Regions from separate parts of the Homo sapiens genome. Here region 2 is linked to region 1. The links are chromatin contacts, found by Hi-C or POLR2A ChIA-PET in ENCODE. All regions are on one chromosome and are shown on one strand. The core of a region is the stretch at or near the end of the contact, and the rest is flanking DNA. Distances in the headings are between cores, read along the strand shown. Region 1 holds the start of STUM (stum, mechanosensory transduction mediator homolog). Region 2 overlaps COQ8A (coenzyme Q8A).

Region 1 (5,971 bases), core at 1,085-3,584:
TGCCTGTCCACCCCACCAGATCCATCTCCTGTCTCTGCCCACACAAGCCCTAGTGCCAGCCACACTGCAATTCCTGGAATCATCCCTACTTCCCTGGGCTCCCATGCCTTTGTATATTTTGTTGCTCTGCCTGGATGTCTTTCTGACATCCAAGATATTCAGCAAATCATCTGGAAAACTGGGGGATGCAAATCCACTGACGTCCCTGAAATCCTTTTTCTCCAGGAGGAATGATTGACTGGCCCTAAGACAGTTCAAGTGCTCTGCAAAAGAATATTCACAGAATGTGGGTTATTTTCTAGGTCTCTGAATAAAATACTGGTTATATAGAATTGATTCTGGAGCCAGATTGCCTGCATTCAGCTGCCAGCTCTACCACTGATTAGTGGGGGACTTTGTGCAGCCTGTTTAACTTCTCTGTGCTTCAATTGCCCCATCTGTAAAATGGGGTAATAAATAATCCTTACTTTGTAGAGTTATGGTAAGGATTAAAAGAGTTAAAATGTGTAAAGGGTTTTTAGAATGATGCCTGGCAGAGAGTGCTTGGGTAAATAAGTGTTTGTTGAAAATAAAACAAATCTGCAAATAGTTAACTGTAGTCATTGCTCAAGTCCCTTTGAGTATCGCCTTCTTTGGGACACCTCCCCGAGGCCTCCCCCACGCTAGCTGGCTTCACAGATAGGTCCATGTTGTCGCAGCACCTCCAGCACATCACAGCTGCAACATTCCTCACTGTTTCTGTAAGTCTATCTTTGTAGTTGTCAGTATCTCTCAGCTCATTTCTTAGATTCTTGAAGGCAGAGGCTGGATTTTACTCATTTCTCTCTCCCTGGAATCTAAGTCTTAGTAGGCCTTCAATAATTGTGTATTAAATGGAAGCTTGCTATGATTTTAACCAACACAGTAACTCCAGGCCAGAAAAGGCTAAGCGAGTTCTTCTAAGCCATACAGGTTTTAGTGGCTGAACAAAGACTAAAATTTTTAACCCTGTTCTTCTGACTGCCAAACCTAAGCTAATGACTCGTGTGTGTGTGTATCTGTGTATGTGTACACACGCATGTGTGTGTCCACCAGTATCATCACTAACCCCTGGCCATTTGCTTTTAAAATTATTTTATTCAGAGACTTATACAATAAGTATAAGTATACAATAACCCATGTTCTTTTAGCCTCTTCTGAGACCCTGGGTTGTTTATAATAATAATCACTATTATTCCTGAAGGGAGGCTATTGCACCCTTCCAATTATTCAGACGATTTGCTGACTGTCTGGATAATTCCGAAGCCTTTAACCCCTCCCTAACGTTAGAGGCGGTAACTTTCATCCGTTTACTTTTTCCAGGTGCGGAGGCGAAGCAGCCTTATTCAGAAAATCGAATTCAAACAGGACCTCAAGCTGCCGGCTGTTGCTTCTACCAACTGCCCCATTATTAACGCCAGACGGCGCTGTGTCCTCACTGGCTCTTTAACCACCACGTCGGGCTCACAGAAGGCTCAGGTTTCCTCCAGTATAGTTCAGGGGATGGTGAACGCTTCCCAACAAGCCTGCAACAGGCGCATTTCTTTCTGCTTTTGGTGCGTGTGTGTAGGGAAGTGTCCCATCTTTTAACTAGTCTTGCGGAGACCTGGCCTGGTGTTTGCAAATCTGTTTCCTCTATTATCGATCCGATCTCTGGATTGCTTTTTCTCTGACACTTGAAACAAATTCACTCCTATATATTTTTTAAGTGATTTTTTTTTTTTTTTTTTTTTTTTACAAAATAGAGCTGGGGCGGGGGGGGGGGGGTCTCGCTACGTTGCCCAGGCTGGTTTCGAACTCCTGGGCACAAGTAATTCTCCCACCTTGGCCTCCCAAAGTGGGGAATACAGACGGGAGCCACTGCGCTCGCCCCAAACAAAATCATTTAAATCACAATGCACTGAAGGCCGACTAGGTGTCAGGCGCCGCGCGGTCCGTCCCTTGTCCCCATGTCCCTGGCCAAAGGCTTGCTCTAGATCAGGGGACTCAGCCTCGAGGCTTTCCCGACGGTGTCAGCCAAGCACACACTCCCAGTTCGCAGGGCTTCGTGGTCAAGGTTCCTAGTTCACCTGTCTGGGAGGGCGAGGTGTGTCCACCCCTTCCAGCACCTGGGCAAACAGCTCCCTTTGCGGTCCTCTTCCACTGCTTTCCCTCCGCCCTGATTTTCCATTCCTTGTGAGCGGTGGTTTTGGTTGGGGGGAGGGGGCGGGGAAGGGGCCTGGCGAGGAGGGGCGTCAGAGCGCTGTCACCGGGTGTCGCGCCGCCCTCCCCGCCCCTCCGCCGGGCGTGTGGGGACGCCGGAGGGCGGGAGTCTCCGCGAGCCGCGCGGCGCACGGAGCACGGCGGCCGCCTGAGCTCGGCGCGGAGCCCGGAGCCCGCAGCCGACAGTCTCCTGCTCCCGTACGCTGGGCGCCAGCTCCGGCCGTGCTGCCCGGCTGCCTGAGAGCGCGCCCGGCCATGGAGCCCTCGCACAAAGACGCCGAGACGGCGGCGGCGGCGGCGGCGGTGGCGGCGGCGGACCCCCGGGGGGCGTCCTCGTCCAGCGGGGTGGTGGTGCAGGTCCGCGAGAAGAAGGGCCCCCTGCGCGCCGCCATCCCCTACATGCCCTTCCCCGTGGCCGTCATCTGCCTCTTCCTCAACACTTTCGTGCCGGGACTGGGTAAGACACGGCTGCCGCGACCCTTGCGACCCCCACCCCGCCGCGGGAGGGCGTGGGGGGAGAGAAGGGCGCGGCCGGAGACCTCCTGGCGGGGCCGCGCGCTCCAAGTGCTGCGACCACGCGCCACCGCCCGCTCCTGGCGTCCCCGGGCAGGTGGCAGAAGCGCGTGGAGTGTGCACCCCAGAGGGGAGAGGCTGCGCTGGGGTCTCCGACCCGCAGGCGGGGCCCCAAAGAGCCGGAAACTTTGCGGCCAATGTTGGAGCCCGCAGCGGCGGCCGGAATGGCTCTGCCGGCTTCGGAGTAGGGCTCCCGTCCCGGCGCCCCGATTTCTGCTCCTTCTCTCCGTCGTGTGCATCCGTCCGCGAGCCCACTTCCCCGAGAGGAATGGGGTCGGATCAGAATGAGCTCTAGGGCCTCGGCGGCGAGGATCAAACTCCCGGGCGTCGAAGTCAGCTGAGCCGGGGAAAGAGGACGAGCCGGGCTAGATATACCTGCAGCCCCCTTTGGTTCGCGGAGTGCGGACCGCGTGGGGACGAGAACTCTAGCCAGAGTCTCCTCCGCCTCATTCAGGGGTACCTGCACTTCCGCCAGCACCCCGCAGGGCGCCAGGGGGATGGGGGATGATTTTATTAGTTTGGATGCATGTGGCCAGAGATGAACCCATAGCTCCCTCGGATCCCTTCTGTTCCTGAGAAGTAGAGAGTGCGCCGATGTAATTCTGTGCAGGACTCCGGCAGCCGGCAGGGGTTCTGGTGGCATCTATGTCCCACGTTTTAAAGCAGAGGCCCCTTACAGAGATGGTGCAGGAGGGTGAATGGAGGCAGGGAATGAGAAGTTTTCCTGACCCTCCCTCCCTTAACTCCACCCCCAGGTCTCTGCCTGCACGCCCCTCCCCTCCTCCAGCTTGGCACTGGCTGCTCCTGCGTGCTGGGAGGTGCCCCCCTCTCCCGTGCCCGCCCGAAGAACCAGGCGCCCCAGTGCCCTCTCCGGGAGAAAGCGTGCCCCTGTCGGCGAGCCTGTTGCCAACGTATGGTTCCAAGTTCCCAAGAGCAGAGGCCAGCTGGAAGGGGTTTTCAGTTTGACTTTGGCCTTTCTCACGGTCTCCTCGCTCTTCGCCTGCTTAGCAGGGGCCTCTGCTGCGGTGACAGCCAAGGCCACAGCCACCCACGCAGGACCCGTTCACTTTCCCCTCCGAGCTTACTTGTCTTTCTACCCTAAGGGGCTGCTGCGGCCAGAGCAGCCTATCTGAGCAGTAAGTTAGGTGGCCTTTAGTTGGGCTTCTCTCTTCTGGGGTGCCTCCAGCAGCCTGTCCCCCTGGCTGGTGTCATCAGATCAGCTCTCTTTGCACATTTAGACACTGCAAGGAGGCCAGCTGGTGTTAATCTAGTTTTATCAGAAATTCTCACCTGCTGGAGTAAAAAGAGACTGCCTGCCCCTCCCTCTGGCGGATATGAAGATCCTCCTGAGCCAGCATGCATCTTGATCCACCTTTTTTTTTTTTTTTAAGTGGTGAGGTAAACGCCACCCTATGGTCTTTTGAGGAAACAAATGCATTGGTGCCAGGTGAGAGGGGCTGCACCAAGTCACTGCTGCACGAGGAAACCACCTTGTGGGAGACCAGCCCCAGGAGACAGCAGCTGCCCACGCATGTACCTGTGTGTACCCTCCCTGGTCTCCCTTCACTAGGTGCCTTTCCCAGCCTTAGCCCTGCTGCATTGACAGCATCGGCTGCAGGGCACCGTCCATTCCGCTGACCCCTGGCTCCTTGCCCTGGGGATCCAGCTTTTCCCTTTGTGAGATCAGAATCCTATGGGATTTTTGTGAAACAAACAAATAAACAAACAAACAAAACAAACCATTATAAGAAACCAGGAGAAAATAAAGGGAAGATATGCAAACCACAAAAGTAATAAAACAGGTGAGCTGTAGGTGCACAGATTTCTGAATTTTCAGTGACATAATCCTGGCTTTTTTTTTTTTAATTTTGCTTTGGTTGCTATTGTACAGTTTACTGGGTGCACAGGCTCCTGCTCCTCTCCACACGGAATGAGGGATTCCTGATCCTTGGTGGTGGTTCTCATCTGTAAGTCAGGCACACCTGTCTCTTGGCGTTGCTGAGAGGATGAAACGTGATTACATAAAGCCCAGCGTCTGGTGCATAGGAAGCTCTCTGGGGATGGTGGGTCCATCTTGCTCTTCTGCAGAGCTGAGCACTGGTCCCATCTCTGGGTGGGGGTCGCTGCAGCCAGGGCAGCACTGCCCTCTGGACCACTCAGAAGCAAAGGCTCTTTGAGTGCTTTTGATCCCTCTGCTCCCCTCTCCACCTGCAGTGGAGTCCCAGGCAACAAAGCAGCTCAGACCAATCTTGCAGGTGGTTTTATTGCCCCCCTTCCCCAGGAGTGGTTTAAATGGCCCCAGCTCTTGGAAATCTGCCACTTGGCCCAGATCCACTTCTCCAAGGCCTCCTGGCTTATCTGAAGCTCCCGGGACAACTGAATATTCATGGCTGATTCTGCTCTTTGATGAAATGCAGCTTCTTTCAATTCACTCATTCATTTGACCAACACAGGCACCTACCACATGCCAGGCATTGACTGGGGTTGTGATGATGAATAAATCAGTCAGGATGTCATAGACTGCTGAGGAAAATTGAGGCCAACTTTGTCTGAATTTGATAAGTGCTAGGATGGCAGCAGGAACAGAGTGTTGTAGCAGAAATTCTTCCTGGGGGCGAAGGAAGGGGGCTCAGAGAAAGCCTCCCTGAGGGAGTAGTGTTAGGTTAGAACTTGCTGAGAAAATCTATCACGTGTCCTCAGCACTTGCCATCCTCACTAAACTCCCATTCTGGAAACTGCCCAGACCACTGGCCCAAAGATCTTTTCTTTTTTTCTGGAAACTTCCTTCCCTGCAAGTCCTCTCCTGGATTGCAGATTGGATGAGAGGGCAGTTTTTGCTGAATGAAGGCTCGTTTTTTATTTTTATTTTTTCCCTTTGATGTAGGTGTCTCAGGTCCATCCAGTCTGCAGGACCAGCTGTGGAGAAGCCCCATCCTTAAAATTCCCCAGTGCCTTCTCCACCCAAGCAACAGTGCTCTCGGGATAACACTCATATCATGAGTGGGATGTGCTGTCTCCTAGGGAGTGGCTGGAAAGGAGAAGTGATTTATGATCACTCCAACTCCTCACTGAAACAATGAAAAACAATTTTTACAAGTGGACATTAGTAAAGAGAGTCACCTCTAGTCCTATTCAGTGAAACTCTACTAATAAAGACCACCGTTGGTACCTTCATGTT
Region 2 (5,971 bases), core at 2,244-4,743, 440 kb after region 1:
GGGCCAAACTTCTCCTGGTGTCTCTGTCCCCAGGTGGCTCTTTTGGATTTTGGGGCAACGCGGGAATATGACAGATCCTTCACCGACCTCTACATTCAGGTAACTGGAGAGGGGCCCTGGCCTTGGTCCATGTTTTTCTGAGGCTGGGACAGGATGCTGGGGGACTCGGGGTAGGGAGAATGACTGGGTTCCTGCCCTTGTGTCCCCATCTGCGCTGCCTGCCCCTCAGGTCTGGTGACAGCAGGCAGTTAGGCTGACAGCTGCCAGGCGTGGTGTCACAGCACTGGCCGGGGGCCCTGTGCAGGGAGAGGATGAGGGTGGGGTGGGCTCGGGTGTGGCACTTGGCTCCCTGGGATGTCGGGAGCTGAGCTTTTCATGCTGCCCACGGTCCCCTCCTGTGCCTCTCCCCAGATCATCAGGGCTGCTGCCGACAGGGACAGGGAGACTGTGCGGGCGAAATCCATAGAGATGAAGTTCCTCACCGGCTACGAGGTCAAGGTGAGCAGGGTTGCGGGGGATCCCCTGGGCCTGCTGACCCAGGGCCCGGCTCCCTGTGTAAGAATGGATGAAAGCACAGGGGGCAGCTGCCCTCAAGGGGCCCCCAGAGCCCGGGCCTCCTTGGGCACGGTCTGAAAGCTGGGGCCCACCCCGGCCCATGCTGCCCTGCTGAGCGTGAGATTTTCCGAGTGGGCCAGTGAGTTGGGGACTTGTCGTGAAGCTCTTGTTTCTGCCTCTCACTCTTGCCCACTTAGGGCTTGGGGTTGGGCCTCGATTGAGCCAACGTGCAGAGCAAGTGGGAAGGGAAGCCCCAGCCCTCCCCTCATCGAGCCTCCCTGGGGGGAGTTGGAAGAAACCTTAGAAGCCTTTTAAATAAAGGGGAACGGTCTGTGCTGGTGCCGCCTGAAGCCACCCACAAAGTGGCATTTTCCGCTTGCTGCTTGACAGTGGGGAAGGAGTTAAAGAAATCCAGGTCAAGCCTTGGGTCTGCCGTCTCATAGGAGTGTCATTTGAGGCTTGTCAGTATCTCTGAGCCCCCCTTATCTCAGCTGTAAGCGCTCAGCGGGCAGCAGCTCTCTCCCGCCTCTTCCTTATGGCCACTCGCACTGACTCGATTCCTGGCCGCCCCGTCCCTCTGACCACCTTGGGCTGTCCCTGGCGGCAGCTCCTCTCCCCTGCTCTGCTGGCGGCGGCTTCCTTAGGTTGCTAGTTCCCGTGGGCAGACACACGGCTGCTGGGTGTGTCTTGGGTGGACTCTGGCAGGCTCAGACACGCATGGTGGGAGGCCCTGCCAGCTTAGGCCCACGGACTCTGTTCTTTTTGGCCAGAACAGTGTTTTGTTAAAACTCTGTATGAGTGCCACGAGGCGGGACGCATCCTCTGCACTCTGCCACAGGCCCCGCCACTCCCTTTTGTATCACATCAGCCCAGTCCATGTTACCCTCGTGTTCCCGGCCCCTGTGGGTTTGAGTTTATGCCCATTACCATGATGTAATCCAGTTTACAGCAGAGCTTTGAATGAGAACTCAGCGCCCCGGGCACTGTGGGAGGAACCCGGGCTGGTGGAGGGCTCTGGTGTCTCGCCGCCATTTATCCTTCCTCTCTTGCCCCAGGTCATGGAAGACGCCCACTTGGATGCCATCCTCATCCTGGGGGAGGCCTTCGCCTCTGATGAGCCTTTTGATTTTGGCACTCAGAGCACCACCGAGAAGATCCACAACCTGATTCCCGTCATGCTGAGGCACCGTCTCGTCCCCCCACCCGAGGAAACCTACTCCCTGCACAGGAAGATGGGGGGCTCCTTCCTCATCTGCTCCAAGCTGAAGGCCCGCTTCCCCTGCAAGGCCATGTTCGAGGAGGCCTACAGCAACTACTGCAAGAGGCAGGCCCAGCAGTAGGGCTGCGGGCCACGCCCAGGCCGGCTCCGCGGGAACTCTCTCCCTCAGACAGGCCAAAAACCAGTAGCGAGGTCGTGGTGATGCTCTTTTTAACTCCTTTGCCCAATAAGGGGGGTGGCTGCCTGGAGCCCCGTAGCCAGCGCTTTCCACGGTTTCTGTTGCTAAATGGTTGTAGGGTGAGAAGTGCAAGAATGAAGATGAAGCCCCACTGCTCGGTCAGTCTGCCTCCGTGTGTCCTCTGAAATAAGCAGATGAAGATGAAAGGGCAACTTTGTTTTCTTCTTTTTCCTGATGTGAATGTTAAGCAGAAGGGAGAGAGTCCTTACTCCCTTCCAATCTCTGTTCAGTGCAAAACCCAGAAACATGAACAGATACGATTGTGGGATTTTATCATCTGTGTAGTAGGTGTGTGTATGTGTTTCTAGAGTGAGATTTGTGTTTTCTGCCCTTTTCCTCTCCAGCCGATGGGCTGGAGCTGGGAGAGGTGCTGAGCTAACAGTGCCAACAAGTGCTCCTTAAGCCTGCGAGGCCCAGGCCTGTGGGGCTGGTTCTCACCTTTGACAGCTGAATGTTCCTAAAGAACTGCTGCCCCACAGTGAGGGTGGGAGCAGCGGAACAGGGAATGCCAGACACAGGCTCGCTGCTGCTGGAAGGCGGGGTGGGACTTCCTTCCTCTGTCCGGAGAGGCACAGGTGTCACCAGTTCCAGCCAAAGGCTCCTCACAGGCGCTGTGAATTTTTGTACAAGTCTTGTAATTATCGAATCAACAACTTGTTTCAATTTAATAAAAATGCTCATGGGAAGTGCTTTGGCGCGTGTACCCTCTTCTGTATTCTGGAGAATGACGACCCGTATCTTCTAGCTCGTGGTGGTGGTTCTTTTCTGACCTGACGGTCAGCAGGTTCAGTGTCACAGCCCATTTGCAAGGGTTGGGACTGGTTCAGCGTGAGGCCCTTGGCCCTGAACCTGGAAGGCTCAGCCCCGTTCCCTGTAAGAAGGGAGGTGGGAGGGGTGGAGAACAGGAGGAGAGGTTGCGGTGTCACTGCCCCAGCCCCCGGGAGGCTGTACCACACTGCTGAAGCTGCTGTACCTGGTGATGGTGGCAACTGGGAGGACAGTGACACCTGCCAGCACGGCTGATGCCAGGTCTGCATCACAGTGAGACGTCTCCTCTCTAGACATCAGCTGCAGTTGAGGACCACGTCCTGAAAAGTGGCTTTTCCTGGGGCCAGACTGATTCCTAGATAACAGGACACACTGGACACTGAGCTGGGGCCCTTTCTACGGACCTGTGAGCAGTTGAAAGTGCATCTGCAGAATGCACAGGCCCAAAAGAGGCTTTGAGAGGTATAGGCTTTCAGGGTTCTTAAAGAAAGAAAATATAGTTTCTGAAATTTGGGATTGCCGAGTAGCAGACCCAGTGGGCTCCGGGACAGGATGGAGAGGCCTGGGTGGCGTCCGTGAGGCTGCCTGGCTAGCAGCGGCGCCCAGCACCACTGTCAGATCCCTGGCTGAAACTCTTGTGGCCCTCTTCTTAAGGGTATTTGCTGTTGTCTAGCAAACTCCTCTGCAGCACTCAGATCTGAAGCCATCGCCCTGCAGAGTAAACAGCAGGGGAAGAACCCAGGCCAGCCCCAGCCAGGGCTCTCACAGTCTCCTCTTCCTCTTGAACAACAAGCCAAACAAGTCAAGCAGCAGCATGCGGGGGGAAGGGAGAGGAGAACAACAGCAGCCAGCATTTGCTTCCCCAGGAACCACGACCATAACTGCTGGAACAGGAGAAGTTTTCTAAGGGAAAACTGGAATGTGGTTTGTGTGTCCTAAGTCTGAGAGCCGGCTGAGAACTAGAGCCCTCCCTGTGAAGACAGTGGGGATCACTGGATTGCAAATGACTTTAATCCCCAAGTAAAGCTGGCTCTGAAGCTGGCCACACATACTTATTCTTTTGTACCTATTTTGATTTTTACAGTATTGTGATGAATGACTCCCCGTGCTCACCCATTCACACTGAGACATGGGGCATGAGAACATGGCAAATCATGGCTTGATTTTCCCAGGGTCTGTGTCTTCGTGTCCCTAACATCTAGTGAAGGGCTGGACACCACACAACAAAAAAATATTTGTTACTGTAGGCTTTGGCGGTTACTCATAAGGACAAAACACTAAACCATAGGCTAGAAGTTAGATTCTGAGTGCATTAACTCCTGACACTCCAAGTGGGCCTTTTTACAGAGGGAAAAAAAAAAAAAGAGGCCCAGAGGTTAAGTGGCAGAATGAGGATTTGGAACAAGACAGTCTAGTCTTACAGTCTACACTAAGGGGACCAAACGAAGGGCTGGCAAACTATGATGGTCCAAGGGCCAAATCTGGCCCACTGCATTTTTGTAAGTTTTATTGGGGCACAGCCACTCTCGTTTATGTACGTAGCAGGCTAAGACTGTTTTTGCACTGAAATGCCAGAGCCGGGGAGCTGCAGCAAACTATATACACAAAGGCACAAGGATTTCTTAACTGGTCCTGGACAGAAAAGGGTTGCCAAGCCCTGTTCTAAAGCACTGCACAGCTGACACTACAGTAAACCAACATAACAGTATCAGCCACAAATGTCAATTCCATGGGCCATTGGAACCGGAAGTATTCTCCGAATAACTACTTAGCTGCCACCAGTTCAGGAGTTCCTTTAACCCCACCCCTGGACCTTCCCTGTATGTTCTTAGATGAACCATTCTAACTCCAGAAAAGCAGTAACAGTCCGTCTTGTTTAAGTGACACAAAATCAAACTGCTCCCACATTCACACTGTCAGGGCCACTCAGGAAACCTCACGCAGCCAGGGTTTGGTCTTGTGGACCGAAGTAACAGCAACAGCGAAGTTCTGGCCAGAAGAGGGGAGTTGAAAGCTTCAGGAGAATTGAACATCATTCTTACCCGAGCTAAGGAAGAAATTAAGAAAGTCCTAGATTAAACCACAGGGGCAAACTAACCCCATGTCCTTTTACGGCATAAAGAAGCAGCCTGGATGAGGAAGGAGGCCAGCAGAAAGAAGAGAAGTGACAGGCGGAGAGGTGGCACCTTTCTCTATTTCTCAGACTTTCAAGTGGGGGGAAAAGAGACAAAATACTCAATGCTAACAGTTCTCTGTTTTATTGCAATACAGCAAAGTCTGGTTAATATTAAGTGATATCAACATAAAGTATTGGTGAGGAGTCTTTTGTGACATTTTTTACCATCCCACCTTAAATATTTCTGTGCAAAAGAATCCACATCATTGTTTGGTAGCAGAGGATCTCTTAAAAAGTTCCCTAAGACACTGAGGGCATAAAACCAAACAAAATAAAATAAGGAGTGATAGGCTAAAGCAGTATCTTCCCCTCCATCCACATTTGTCAGCATTATATTCTAACCAAAAAATGATCACACCAGGCCATGCAAAACTGTACAATATTACGAGAAAAACCCTAAAAAATTTATAAAATGAATGATATTACACTATCAAATAAAAAGACAAGTCATTTTGTTTTCATGAGATTTCAAGGTTGATTTGAGTCAGCTTCCCCCGGAACTGCACGGTGTCCTGTGTGGGGAGGGCCCAGCGTGCTGCCAGTGCTGGGGGGCAGGGCTTACACTCCTTATCTAGCAGAAGTGCACAGAGAACTCTGGACTTGAGTAACAAAGTCATAAGGAAAGAGATTTTAAAATGGGCTCCATGAAATGCAGCTCATCTAGTTCAGGGCTGGGCCAGAGAGACGGGGGAGTGGAGTGCCCAATTCATTCCCTGTTGTGCTCACCAGACATGGGCTACGGCAAAGTCTGCTCTGAGCGCCCCTCTGTCTAGATTGGATGGGGAGCCTTAGGCTTGGCAAGGCCTACCTGCTGGGAGACTGCAGTGGTTGTGATCCCGGCCAAAGGCGGCAAATGGCCCTGCTGCGTCTGTGGTTTTGACCTCTGCTCACCCCTGCTCTGGCTTTTCCTTAATGATACCTGAGATGCCACATAAATGTAACCAGTCTTTCTCAGAAATAGACGTGGCCACTAAGTAACAAAATGACATAATTCTAACCTATGGAAGGAGAGAGA

The links. Hi-C counts contacts between places; a loop is a spot of excess contacts on that map. ChIA-PET counts read pairs that join two places held with the same protein, here RNA polymerase II (POLR2A).
Region 2: a map of IMR-90 shows a loop between it and region 1 (4-fold over the local background). The contact joins the enhancer-like site here to the promoter of STUM in region 1. A Hi-C loop is called at or near these places in 1 of 168 maps with a recorded cell type or tissue (IMR-90). POLR2A ChIA-PET finds 5 or more read pairs at or near these places in 2 of 52 experiments (AG04449 and OCI-LY7).

What each region holds. Positions count from the first base shown.
Region 1 is chr1:226,546,430-226,552,400 of GRCh38, forward strand. STUM (stum, mechanosensory transduction mediator homolog) reads left to right here and starts at 2,335. Exons shown (of 4, transcript NM_001003665.4): 1 at 2,335-2,677. The coding sequence starts at 2,476. RefSeq lists a silencer at 1,319-1,613.
Region 2 is chr1:226,984,843-226,990,813 of GRCh38, forward strand. It overlaps COQ8A (coenzyme Q8A), which reads left to right. Exons shown (of 15, transcript NM_020247.5): 13 at 34-99; 14 at 412-498; 15 at 1,611-2,702. The coding sequence ends at 1,895. CDC42BPA (CDC42 binding protein kinase alpha) reads right to left here. Exons shown (of 37, transcript NM_001394014.1): 37 at 5,023-5,971. Among named protein-coding and RNA genes, the nearest start is that of COQ8A, 48 kb to the left of the region's middle. RefSeq lists an enhancer at 5,676-5,755. Within about 2 kb of position 3,494, at least 17 of the 41 ENCODE cell types and tissues checked have a DNase peak (open chromatin) inside an H3K27ac peak, as active enhancers do.